Regions from separate parts of the Homo sapiens genome. Here all the other regions are linked to region 3. A link is a contact called in ENCODE Hi-C data. All regions are on one chromosome and are shown on one strand. Each heading gives the region's core, a stretch centred on a gene start or an enhancer-like site at or near the end of the contact. The rest is flanking DNA. Distances are from core to core; before and after follow the strand shown.

Region 1 (3,498 bases), core at 424-2,923, 4.9 Mb after region 3:
GATGATGTAGCACAAGATGGTGGGCTGTGGAGTCAGACCTATCTGGGTGTAAATCCTAGCTCTGCTTCTTGCTGGACGTGCAGCTTAAGATTCCTGAGCTCCTCATCTGTAAAATGATTAAATTATCACCTACTTCAGAAAGTTGTCTGAGAATTAGAGAAATAATATCAAGCCCCTTAAAGCAGATCCTCAATAATCGCTTGTTGGCTCATGAAACCGATTTTTTGTTTTGTTTTGTTTTGTTTGGTAAAAGCCCTCATTGCATAGCCCTGTGGTTCTCATAACCTTAGTTACAGACCTTTTGTAACCCTGAGAACATCTGTCTCCATTTTCCCTTGTCATAAAGACGTCTGCTGAGACTACAAACGGAGTCAGGGAACTACTACCAGAAAGTTTTTCTTTTCCCATATTCCTTCTAAAACTTTCATCTTCAAATGTTAACTCACTCAGTATTTTAAAAGCTGATATATAATTGGTTTACAACTAAATTTGGGTTGTTTGCCACTAAAACTTAGGTAAAATAGGAAAGGGGGCACTTTCTTAACTTCCATAAAACTTCATGTTAATACATAGAATTTCAAGTTTTTCTTTAACAAATTGTTCTTAGTTTTTGGTGCTTCTTGTCAGTACGATCTTCTTAGATTGTATTTGATTTGACACATTATGTATTTACTTATTGTACGCTGAATATAACGTCATTCCCCGGTGTTCTGCAAAGCACAACACTCATCCCGATCTGGTGCTCTAACCCCTGGGACCCTTTGGGCCAGACCATGACAAAGGCTGCCTGCCAGGTTTCAGCGAAACTTAGACCACCAAGAATTTACACACTTCACAGGGGTGCCCTAAGGAATAAATGAGATTAAAAAAAAAAGTCTGCGGGGAAACCCTGAGGCCCTATTAGAAATGCTAATCGTTTCCTTCTCTAGCTCCTATTAAAATGTTAGAAAACCGAGGGAGACTCTCCTGAACAGGGTGGGGATGCTCGGCTGCTCTGTGGCTTAGCAAGCGACCCCAGCTGCCCTGCCAGGGCCGGTCGGCCGCGATTCCGTCCCGACGGGGGGGATCCTCGGCGGCACTACGGACGCCAGTCTGCCAAGGAGGCAGCGGGGTTCGGCCTGTTGGCCCCAGACTGTGTGGCAGGCAAAAGGTGAACGTCAAAGCCTGTCCCCGGCTTCTTCACATCTCGCGCCTCCGCGGGCGTCGGGCCGCCCCCGTGAGCCTCCCCGGATGGACTGGGTTTTAGGGACCCCCGCAGCCGGACTGCAAAGCTTCCCACCAACCCTTCCCGCGAACCTCCCAGCCCGGGCCGCAAGCCCAGCTCCGGGCGCGACGACGTGGGGCCGGAGGTAGAAGGAGTCTCAGCGCGGCGGGGGCCGGGGGGCGGGGAAGCCCCCCCACCCACGAGAAAGGTCTTACATCAGCCGCCCCACGTGCAATCGGAGAGAGGGAGGAAGTCGCTCCTCTATTCGGGCTGCGCCTTTCCCCAGCCTCCGCCCCGCCCGCCGCGAGTCTCCCCGCCCCGCCTTGGTGCAGCCGCGGCCGCCGAGCCGAGCAGCGCCGCGCGGGGCCGAGTGGAGCCGAGCAGCTGCCGCGCCGCGTCGCCGGTTTAAGCGCAGTGCAGGCCGCGGCCGGGGGCGGCGGTAGTGAGCCCAGCGCTGCGCTCCAGCCCCCTTTTCCCTCCATGGTTTCTCTCCGCTCCCGTGAGTAACTTGGCTCCGGGGGCTCCGCTCGCCTGCCCGCACGCCGCCCGCCACCCAGGACCGCGCCGCCGGCCTCCGCCGCTAGCAAACCCTTCCGACGGCCCTCGCTGCGCAAGCCGGGACGCCTCTCCCCCCTCCGCCCCCGCCGCGGAAAGTTAAGTTTGAAGAGGGGGGAAGAGGGGAACATGGACATGAAGAGGAGGATCCACCTGGAGCTGAGGAACCGGACCCCGGCAGCTGTAAGCAGAGACCCCTCTGGGTGCCCTCTCCCCCGATGACTTGCATGTAATGGTGGCCACCTGCGGGGCCCGGGCTGAGGGTTCGCCGGCCCCGGCGCGGGGAAGAGCGCAGCTCGTGGGCTCGGACGGGGAAGGCGGGCGGGCGCGGAGGGGGGAGCGAGCGCGCGAGGATTAACTCTTTGCCGCCCGCGGGCCCCTGGGGCGGCCGGGGGGAGGCAGCGGTGTGGGGGAAAGCAAACTTTGAGCGCTTCGCCCGCCGGGGTCTTTCCCCTGAGGGAGCGCGTGTGCAAGTGGCCGGCGGCGAGAGAGGGAGGCGGGGGTTGTGTAACGCTGGGAGCCATGTTTGCAGCCTCCCGGGATGCGCGGCCGGGCGGAGGCCCGGCCTGCCGAGGAGCTGCGCGGCCATCCCCGCCTGGGCCAGGCCGGGCTCCGCGCGCCCCGGGCCGGCCGGGGAAGGGGCGCGGGTGGGGCGGGACGGGGGCTCTTGTGGCCGGAGCTCGCCGTGGGCGCCGGCCCGGCCGAGGTCAGCAGTCGTGGGGCGAGGAGGGGGCTTTTTTCTTTTGAAGGGAGCGAGAAGCCCCCTCGGGCGCCTGGAGGCCTGGGCGGGCGCGGCCCGGCGCGCGGAGCGGGGGAGGGGCGGGCCAGGGCGGCGGAGGTGGCGCAACCGCCGCCCCTCCCGAGGCCAAGTTTGAAAAAAGGACGTGGTTCCCGCCATTTTTCAAGCCCAAAAATAAAACTTTCTCCCCCGTTCTCTCGCTCCCTCTTCGCCCTCGGCCTTGCCCACTCCTGCCTCCCAGGGGCAGCCCGGGTCGACCAAGGCCAACCGTTGTGGCGACGGCCTCGCCCTTCCCCCTGTGCCGCGGCGGCGGCGCCCGGGGCCCCTGCCCTTGCCCCGGGAGGCTGGCCCCTCCGTGTGGGCGGGCGGCGGCTCTTCACGCCAGCCGGGGCGCGCCACAGGCCGCCGCAGCGCCATGTTGGCGGGTGCCCGTCTCCCTGCGCCTGGTGAGCCGGCCCACGAGCTTGGCCTTGCCCGCCCGCCCTCGGCGCTGGCTGGCGGCCGCCTCTTCCCGCGCCGAGCCCTCGGTCTGTTTCCCCCCGCCCCGCCGGGGCTTGGCTCCCACTGGCGGGAGCCGCGCGCCGCGGCCGCCGCCGACTCATCCCGTCGCGGGCGCGCTGCCGACCCCCTCCCCCTTCTTAAAAGGGCAACGGCAGGCGGCCGCCCCCGCCCCGCGCCGGGCGCGCGGGATTTTGGGCGGGCTTCGGCTCGGCTCGTGGGCCGGGCGGCCTCTGGCCTCCCACGTGCTTGAGAGCGGCCTGGTGCGGTCGGCCGCGCGCCTTGCGGGCTGTAGGGGCCTGAGGGCGGCCCTCTTGCGGCGCGGCTGCGTGGGCGTGGGTCCGACCTGTGGGAATTGCCCCATTCGTCTCCCGGGTTTAGCGCGGCTGCCCGCCGTCGCGAGCCCCCCCCCCGCCGCGGACCGGCGCGGGCCAGTTAGCGCCGCGGCCGGGTGCCCCAGCGGGCCAGTGGCTTTCCCGCGGAGGGCGGCCCCGCGGGGCCT
Region 2 (3,451 bases), core at 638-3,137, 3.3 Mb after region 3:
ATGCCACATAAAATATATCAATTTCCTCAAAACCCAAACAATGTAGTTTCAACATCCTTGTGACTGCATGTAAAATGATCAAACTCGTTTCAACTTATACATTATGTGCTGATACAGATGCAGTTATCCACTATGTGATTTACTTGTTATCTCTTGCAAATTGCTTATCTTATACAGCCACTTAACAAATGGAACCTGGATATTACCCTTCTGTTAGCACCATTCATTCATTACACAAATATTTTTTGAGCACCTTTATTGAGCATTTACAGAATGTAAGGTAGTAAAGTCATATAGTCTTCTAGATAGAAATACTCCTGGCTCACCTGGAGCTTACAGTCTACAGAGTTCAGTATAAGTCAGCAGAAAGTCACCCCAAACACATGCAGGACTAAAAGCCACAAAACCTCGACCTAGTCCCCGCTCTTCCACTACTGAGCTGTGCCATCGTGGGAAGGTCGCCTCACTAATCACTGTAAGCCCCAGCTGCCTGATCTGTAAAATAGGTTTGAACCAGTGGTAACGACCTTCCCAGCTTTAAGCAGTCGGAGACTGCAAGCAATTTTAGCGTCCCATTCCACTATGTGCTCTCAACACCTAGCAAGTAGTATGCTGGATAAATGAAAGGCAGCGAAGGCACAACTTCAGCCGCAGAACAGGCCCAGAAGTCCTTTCTTGCTCTTCGGCTGTCTCTGCAGGGCATCTTTTAACAGGGCGAGGGCGATCTGCAGTAATGGAGCAAACACTGTGCGCTCCCTGCCCTCTCGCAGTCGGTGGAACAACTCAAGGCCCTCATCCCTCTCGTTTCCTCTCGGAACTGAGGACTCGGCAGCCCGCCGGGAGGATGTCAGTGGCCGTTGACCCGGCCTCCCCAGCGACCCCGGGCCGCGCTCCCGCCCACTGCACCTGCCGCAAGGACGGTCTCCCGCGCCGCTCCCGCCTGTCACGTGACAGGCCCCCCCCGACTGGGGCCGGTTTTTGGCGCGCGGCAGTGACGTCAGCATCCTGTCAGCCGCAGCCCCCGCCGTAGCCGGATCGACCTCGCGTTTTCAACTCCGCCCCGCCCGCCGCACCGTTAACGGGCCCCGGCTGCCCCACGTCCCGCCCGCCCGCCCGCCCGCGCCGCTCACCTTGAGGTGGCCGCTGTCTGGGCTGCTCGCTTCCTCCTCGTCCTCACCTCCCGAGGCGGCGGCGGAGGCCGAGGCGGCGGGCGGGGGCGCGCCCCGGCCACGAAGCCCCGAGTGCTCGGCGGCTGCGGCTGCAGGCAGGGCGGCCGAGGCGGCGGCCCCCGCGGCCCCAGGGCTGAGCGTCACGTTGTGTGCGTTCTCGCCCCAGCGCCACGGGTACACCATGAAGTCGCTGAAGCCGGGGCTGGTGGGGATGAGCGGCGGCGGCGGCTCCGGCTCCCCTCCACCGCCGCACGTTGGCTTGATCGGGGTCGTCCTGATGACCGACACCAGCACCCGCTTCGGGGAGTCGTGGCAGAAGATGACGGGCGGCGGCGGCGGCGGCGGGTTCTCCGCCATGGGCGCCTCGAAGCCCCGGATCATCGCCCGGCCCGACCCCCAGCTCCGGCGGCCCCGGGCCGCACTCCTGAGCACCGCTCTGCCCCTCACTCGCTCTGCTCCGAGTCGCAGGCTCAGTCCTGCCGGCTCATGGCAGACTGACGTTTCCCGGAATCCTGCGCAGCAGCCACCTAACTAGTTGAGCAGACGGCACCGGCGGGCAGGGCTGGACCCCAGCCCCAGGTCAAGCGCGCCCTCCGCTCTTTGTACTCCGCAGCGCAGGCTGCAGGGGTGGGAAGCAGCGGGCGGCCCGGCCCTTGCGGTGACAGGAAAGCAGGACGCGCGGCGCTGAGCCCCCAAAAATAACAACCTGCCGCCGCGGTGCCTGCCCCGGCTTTTCCCGCGTTACATTTCGCGCCTGGGCGGAACCAGTCACCGCGAGGCCGCTGCCCGCTGGCCGCACCGGCGAGTGACAGGCGGCGCGAGCCAATGGCCAGGCCTGGCCTTCTTTCCAGCCGGCCGGGGCGGGGCCGGGTCTGCGCGCGGGTCCTTCCCACCTCGCCATTGGCCGCCGCTCTTATATTTTTTTCTGTCTGGAGGGCCAACAGCGTTCGAAACTCCAGTGGAGCGCGCGGCGTCTCCACTCGCCCGGACACACCCGCCTGCCGCCCCGCCCCGCCGTCCCTCCGCGTGGTTAGTCCGGGCCAGGGAGACAAGGGCGGCGGGGAGGGCGGCAAGAGGGCGGCTGATTGGACAGCGGCGGGGCGGGGTCGGGGGGGGTGGTGATCGTTGGGCGGTGGAGGCGCGCGCCCCGCTCGGCCCCGCCCGCCGTTGGTTGTTGGGCCGCGGTTCCCGCGCGCAGGGAGTTTAAAGGGCTGGGGCCCCGCCGCCCGCCCCGCCCTCGGTCCCACCACCCGCCCGGCGGCTGGAGTCTCTGCTGCCCGAGGTCCTGATGGGCACCCGGCGTGCCTGGTTTCTTAATCGAGTTCCGTCTGCTCAGCTGTTGCACGCTCTGTGAACCAGCCCTGTCAGCACCGCCCTGACTCCTCCGGGCCGATTGTGGGCCTCCGGTTCCCCATCTGTGGAAAGGGGAGAGTCCAGGAAGTGGCCTCCGAAGTCCCTGCGGGCCGCTCGCGGCGCGGAGGCCACAAGAGCCGGGCGAGAGTAGACACTCTCACCCTGGACTGATGCCCCGAAGTTGCCTCGGGGATCTCCCCACCCCGGCGACCCCGCTCTACCGAGCGGCTGCTCCGGGAGTCGGGGCAGCGCCCTACTTTGCTCGGCCCCCACCTGCCCCGGCCGCGTCCTAGTACTCGCGCCGGGACGCGCGGAGCCCCAACGTCCTCTGCCCGCCCCGCCCCAGCCCCGCCTGGCTGGCGCCGACCGCGGCCCGGGTGGGGCTCGCAGGCTGCAGAGGAAGGACCGGGCGGAGGGGTTGCCCGGCTTCCTACCCGCTAGATGTGGCCTGGGGAGCTGCGTTTTGTTCTTGGGAATACAGATTCCCAGGCACCGCCTGATTCGCGGTAGGGGCTCAATAAATATTTGCTGAATGGATGAATGAATATCCATTGGTTAAGGGTTAGGATTGGTAATTAAGTTAGAACACGACTGTATAATAACAGATAACTAAGCTGAATAGCTTTTCTCTCTGTGAAAGACACACAAATGCACAGCTATGACTAAATTAAGCCACAATTGTTTAAAAACAAATAAAGGAAACTGTACTGATATGAACAATTTCAAAAATGTATTTTTATTTTAAAAGGCAAAACAAGCAATAGTGTGATTTTATGTAAAATTGTTAAAGTGGGGAAAATACGTTTTTACTTTTAGACGTACATAAAATATCTGGCAAGATGCAAAAGAAACATGGATCATGGAGGGAAATTGTGTGGCTGGGAACAGAAGTGAAAAGATTTCAAGAAATACAATATATAACTATCTTT
Region 3 (3,444 bases), core at 56-2,555:
CCTTCCTTCACGGGTCTCCACTTCCTGGCTGGGGCCCAGTGCATTCACATCATGTGGGGCTAGGAGCTTCTTGTGGCGGGCTCCGGAGCTGGAAATGCCAGGCCTACGAGAGGGAAAGCAGGAAGGAAAGCGGGAGGGAAGTGGAGTTGGCCCAAGGTCACTCATTTTACAGTCCAGGAAACTGAGGCTCAGGCAGGTTAAGTGACCTCTCTAGTTCGGGTCACACTGTCAAGCTAGTGTCTTCTTTTGAAGGTGGGGGACTGGGGTCCCCCAAGAAGGTGTCCCCCCCCCACCCCGCCGAGCGAGGTCACACCGTTGAGTCCTTCTCCCCTGGATTTGGGAAAGCATCACTGGGCACTGCCTCCTTTGGCTGGTCCCTGTGGCGTACTGGACGCCCACCGGCCTTTTGCCCCAGGCCTGGCCCTGTACTCCCCAGGGCCTGACTTTCTGTATGACGTTGGATCAGTCACGTCCCCTCTCAGTTTCAGTTTTCTCATCCAAGGGGTGGGGCGCGAGGCCGGGAGCGGGGAGGTGGACTGAGCCGGCCGGCGGGCCACCTGGATCCCGACTCCGCCACTCAACGCGGCAGGGCCCGGAAGGGCGGGCCCAAGACGGGCAGGGCTCCGGGCAGGAGCGGGCGCCTCCAGGGAGGCGCGCGGCGGTCGTAGCTGAGGCCGCCTTGAGGGCGGGACTTGGACGCGGGCAGGGCTCGAGTGAGAGGCGGGGTTAAAGGCCGCTGCGACGGCGTTATAGACGCCGGCGGGACCGGGGCCCAGCGAGGGGAGGGACTCTGGGCCCCTCGCGGCGTCTTAACTGACGCTGGGAGGGGCGGGAGTCCGGTGGCGCCCGCCCACGCCCGCAGTCGCCCGCCCACGCCCGCAGTCGCATGGCAGAGCAGGAAGGGGCGGGGCTCAGGGCCCCTGGAGGCGCGGAGGCCGACGACGGAGGGGGGCGGGGCTCGAGTAAGGGGCGGGGCCCGGTGGGGGGTTCCTTGAGGCTCGGAAGCCGTCGTCGGAGGGGGCGGGGTTCAGGTGCAGGGCGGGGCTCAGAACTCCGGGAGAGGCGGAAGCCGACGCCGGAGGGGGCGGGGCTCGAGTGAGGGGCAAGGCTCCAGGATCCTCGCAGCGGCCTATCCCAGGACGGCAAGGGGGCGGGACTCGAGTGAGAGGGGCGGAGTTTAGAGCCCTGGGGGAGCCGTAGCGGGCGCGGAAGGGGCGGGGCCTAACGGTAGGGGGCGGGGCTCGTCAAAGGGCGGGGTTTAGAGTCCCCGAGGCTACACAGCCAAAGCCGGGGGGCTGGCCTAGCCAAAAGGGGCGGGCGAGCACGGCCCGCGGGCGGCGTTCGCTGGAGCTGGTGGACCGGGCGGCTGACCGAGGGGCGGACGCGCGGCGGGGCAGACCGCTGGGGACTGCGGGCGGCGCTGTGTCCGTCGCCATGACAGGTGGGCACGGGGTCGGCTGGGCGGCAGGGATGCGGGCGCCCTGGATGGGTGGCCCGGCCCGGGGGTCCGGCTGCCTTGCGAGTCGCCTGCAGGCCGCGCCTGGGCAGCGGGGGCCGAGTGACCTTGGCCCGTCAGCTGTCGGTGGTGCGCGAGTGCACCCCCGCGAAGTGGTGGGTGTCCCGGGGCTTCTACCCGGCGGGGCCGTGCCAGCCGAGGCGGTGCCGGGCATGATGGGTGGTGGCCAGGTGCGGGGCCCGAAGAGGGCGGGGGCTACAAGGCAGCTCCAGGGTGGGGCTGCACAGCCGCGGTCTGGGCTCAGCCACTGCCAATGTGTGTGTGTCCCGTGGTGGGGAATTTGGTCTGAAAGAGTAGGAGGTGGTAGAAATGACACCGGAGAGAATTCACAGCGGTCCTGCTGTGATTCTGGCCACGGAAACAACGCTCCATCCTTACAACCACCCCAGCGAGGTCGCGGGACAGGCGATGCGTTCCTCGGCGGCATGTGATTCCTGTGGGACTCTTGGAGTCTCCCAGACTCCTTCGGTGGTCCACGACGCTCTTGCCCCTGTTTAGTTCTAAGAGAATCGGGGACAGCGACTGGACCCCCCAAGGTTGTTGTGCTCCACGCTAGTGGCCCCAGCCCAGCCTTCCTCCCCAGGGCCTCTCTGGTCTGGGGACCTGCCCACCATCCTCCTGATCCCAAACAGGGTGACTCTGCCCTGTGGACCTTCCCCTGTTGGAGAAGCCCCATGAGGGTGATGGGCTGGTAAGGGACCCCATGGCAGCCCGGCCAGGGAGTATGGGGGTTCCCAGAAGCTACACTTCATTCTTACTGTTCTGTTTCATGGAGCAGAATTGGCTCAGGGGCTCAGGGTAGCCCCAGAAGTCCCTAGTCCTCTCTCGGTGCTCGCTCTCTTGAGTCTCAGCCTAGGTCCTGCCCACAAATAGGATCTCATGGGCTGGAAACTGATGACTTCCAGGACACCAGGCCAGAAGAGACTTCCAGCCTAGGCCACAAGAGACCCCAGCTGCCACCTGCTCCCCTTTGTCCTCCCTTCTAACTCTTCTTATTTGTGGCTCTCATTTCTGAGCACTTACTGTGCATTGGACCCTGTGTTGGGTGATTCCTGTTTGAAAATGATCAGATGGGGACACCTGGAATATCTCGTCTGTGTACAGATGGGGAAACAAAGTCTTAAATTGTGCCCTGCCCAGGCTGGGATTCCGTAATTCCCTTAGTGAGTTCATCAGAATGCGTGGGACACAACTCAGAGCTGTGTTGGTCTCCAGGGAGCCCTGTCCCAGGGACTGGGTGTTGGCAGAGCCTGAGGCCTTGCTGTCCATTAAGGAGCCTTCCTGCACAAAGGGACTTTGTCCCTTTCTGCCTGTCAGGGAAGCTTCCTTGCATAAGGGGACCCTGGAGCTGGGAAACCACATCAGGCAGGGGTCCCTGAAGGCTCTGACTATAGGCCTCACCTTGTCCAGTGTATGCTTCCTACCTGCTATGTCTACTCACTGGGCCTGGAGACATTCCCTCACAACCCTTAGTTTTTGGGATGGGGAACCAAGGCCCATGGAGCACAGCTCTGGGAGGGTCATATGGACAGCCCTGCGAGGCTGCAGACCCATAGTCCCAGGCTCACTGCCTCCATGCACCAACTGGGGTCCTGCCTTGCGCCAGCCCTCGCTGTGAGCAGCGCATGTGAGCCAGTGCCTGCAGAACGCTGAGGAGGTGTCTGCGTGGGGCAGGTGCTTGACAAGTTACCCCCTGGGCTGTGCCGGGGAGTGAGCAGTTTTAGTTGGGCTGAGCACTGAGAGAAGGGGTTTCCTGGAAGAAATTCGGGAGAGGAGGTTGATGCCCAAGTGTCTGGACTCCAGTTGGTTGGGGATGACAGGAACTCAGGAAGGCCTTTTGCACGTAGAACAGCAAGGTGAACATGAATTAACCAGGTGGAAACCAAGGAACAGGTATTCTCAGCCTGGGCTGAGATGTCTTGTGGGCC

Evidence for each region. A loop is a pair of places that touch in the nucleus more often than their neighbours do. Pooled maps may share reads with other maps.
Region 1: a map with no recorded cell type shows a loop between it and region 3 (10-fold over the local background). The contact joins the promoter of ANP32B here to the promoter of CARD19 in region 3. A Hi-C loop is called at or near these places in 2 of 37 single-sample maps with no recorded cell type and 5 of 50 pooled maps.
Region 2: a pooled map shows a loop between it and region 3 (26-fold over the local background). The contact joins the promoter of ZNF367 here to the promoter of CARD19 in region 3. A Hi-C loop is called at or near these places in 4 of 37 single-sample maps with no recorded cell type and 7 of 50 pooled maps.

Annotation. Positions count from the first base shown.
Region 1 is chr9:97,981,668-97,985,165 of GRCh38, forward strand. It overlaps ANP32B (acidic nuclear phosphoprotein 32 family member B), which reads left to right and starts at 1,674. Exons shown (of 7, transcript NM_006401.3): 1 at 1,674-1,942. The coding sequence starts at 1,889. The region is part of intron 2 of LOC124902226 (a long non-coding RNA gene); the gene reads right to left. RefSeq lists silencers at 1,244-1,903, 2,054-2,143, 2,334-2,413, 2,484-2,683, 2,694-2,743 and 2 more and an enhancer at 1,544-2,426.
Region 2 is chr9:96,416,483-96,419,933 of GRCh38, forward strand. ZNF367 (zinc finger protein 367) reads right to left here and starts at 1,888. Exons shown (of 5, transcript NM_153695.4): 1 at 1,131-1,888. The coding sequence starts at 1,550. RefSeq lists enhancers at 455-694, 2,169-2,702, 2,703-3,236 and silencers at 1,055-1,294, 1,595-1,734, 1,845-2,504, 2,765-3,034.
Region 3 is chr9:93,094,912-93,098,355 of GRCh38, forward strand. It overlaps CARD19 (caspase recruitment domain family member 19), which reads left to right and starts at 1,306. Exons shown (of 6, transcript NM_032310.5): 1 at 1,306-1,441. The coding sequence starts at 1,435. It overlaps LOC101927993 (a long non-coding RNA gene), which reads right to left and starts at 599. Exons shown (of 4, transcript NR_188444.1): 1 at 457-599; 2 at 1-103. RefSeq lists an enhancer at 294-343 and silencers at 454-763, 784-1,533, 1,554-1,663.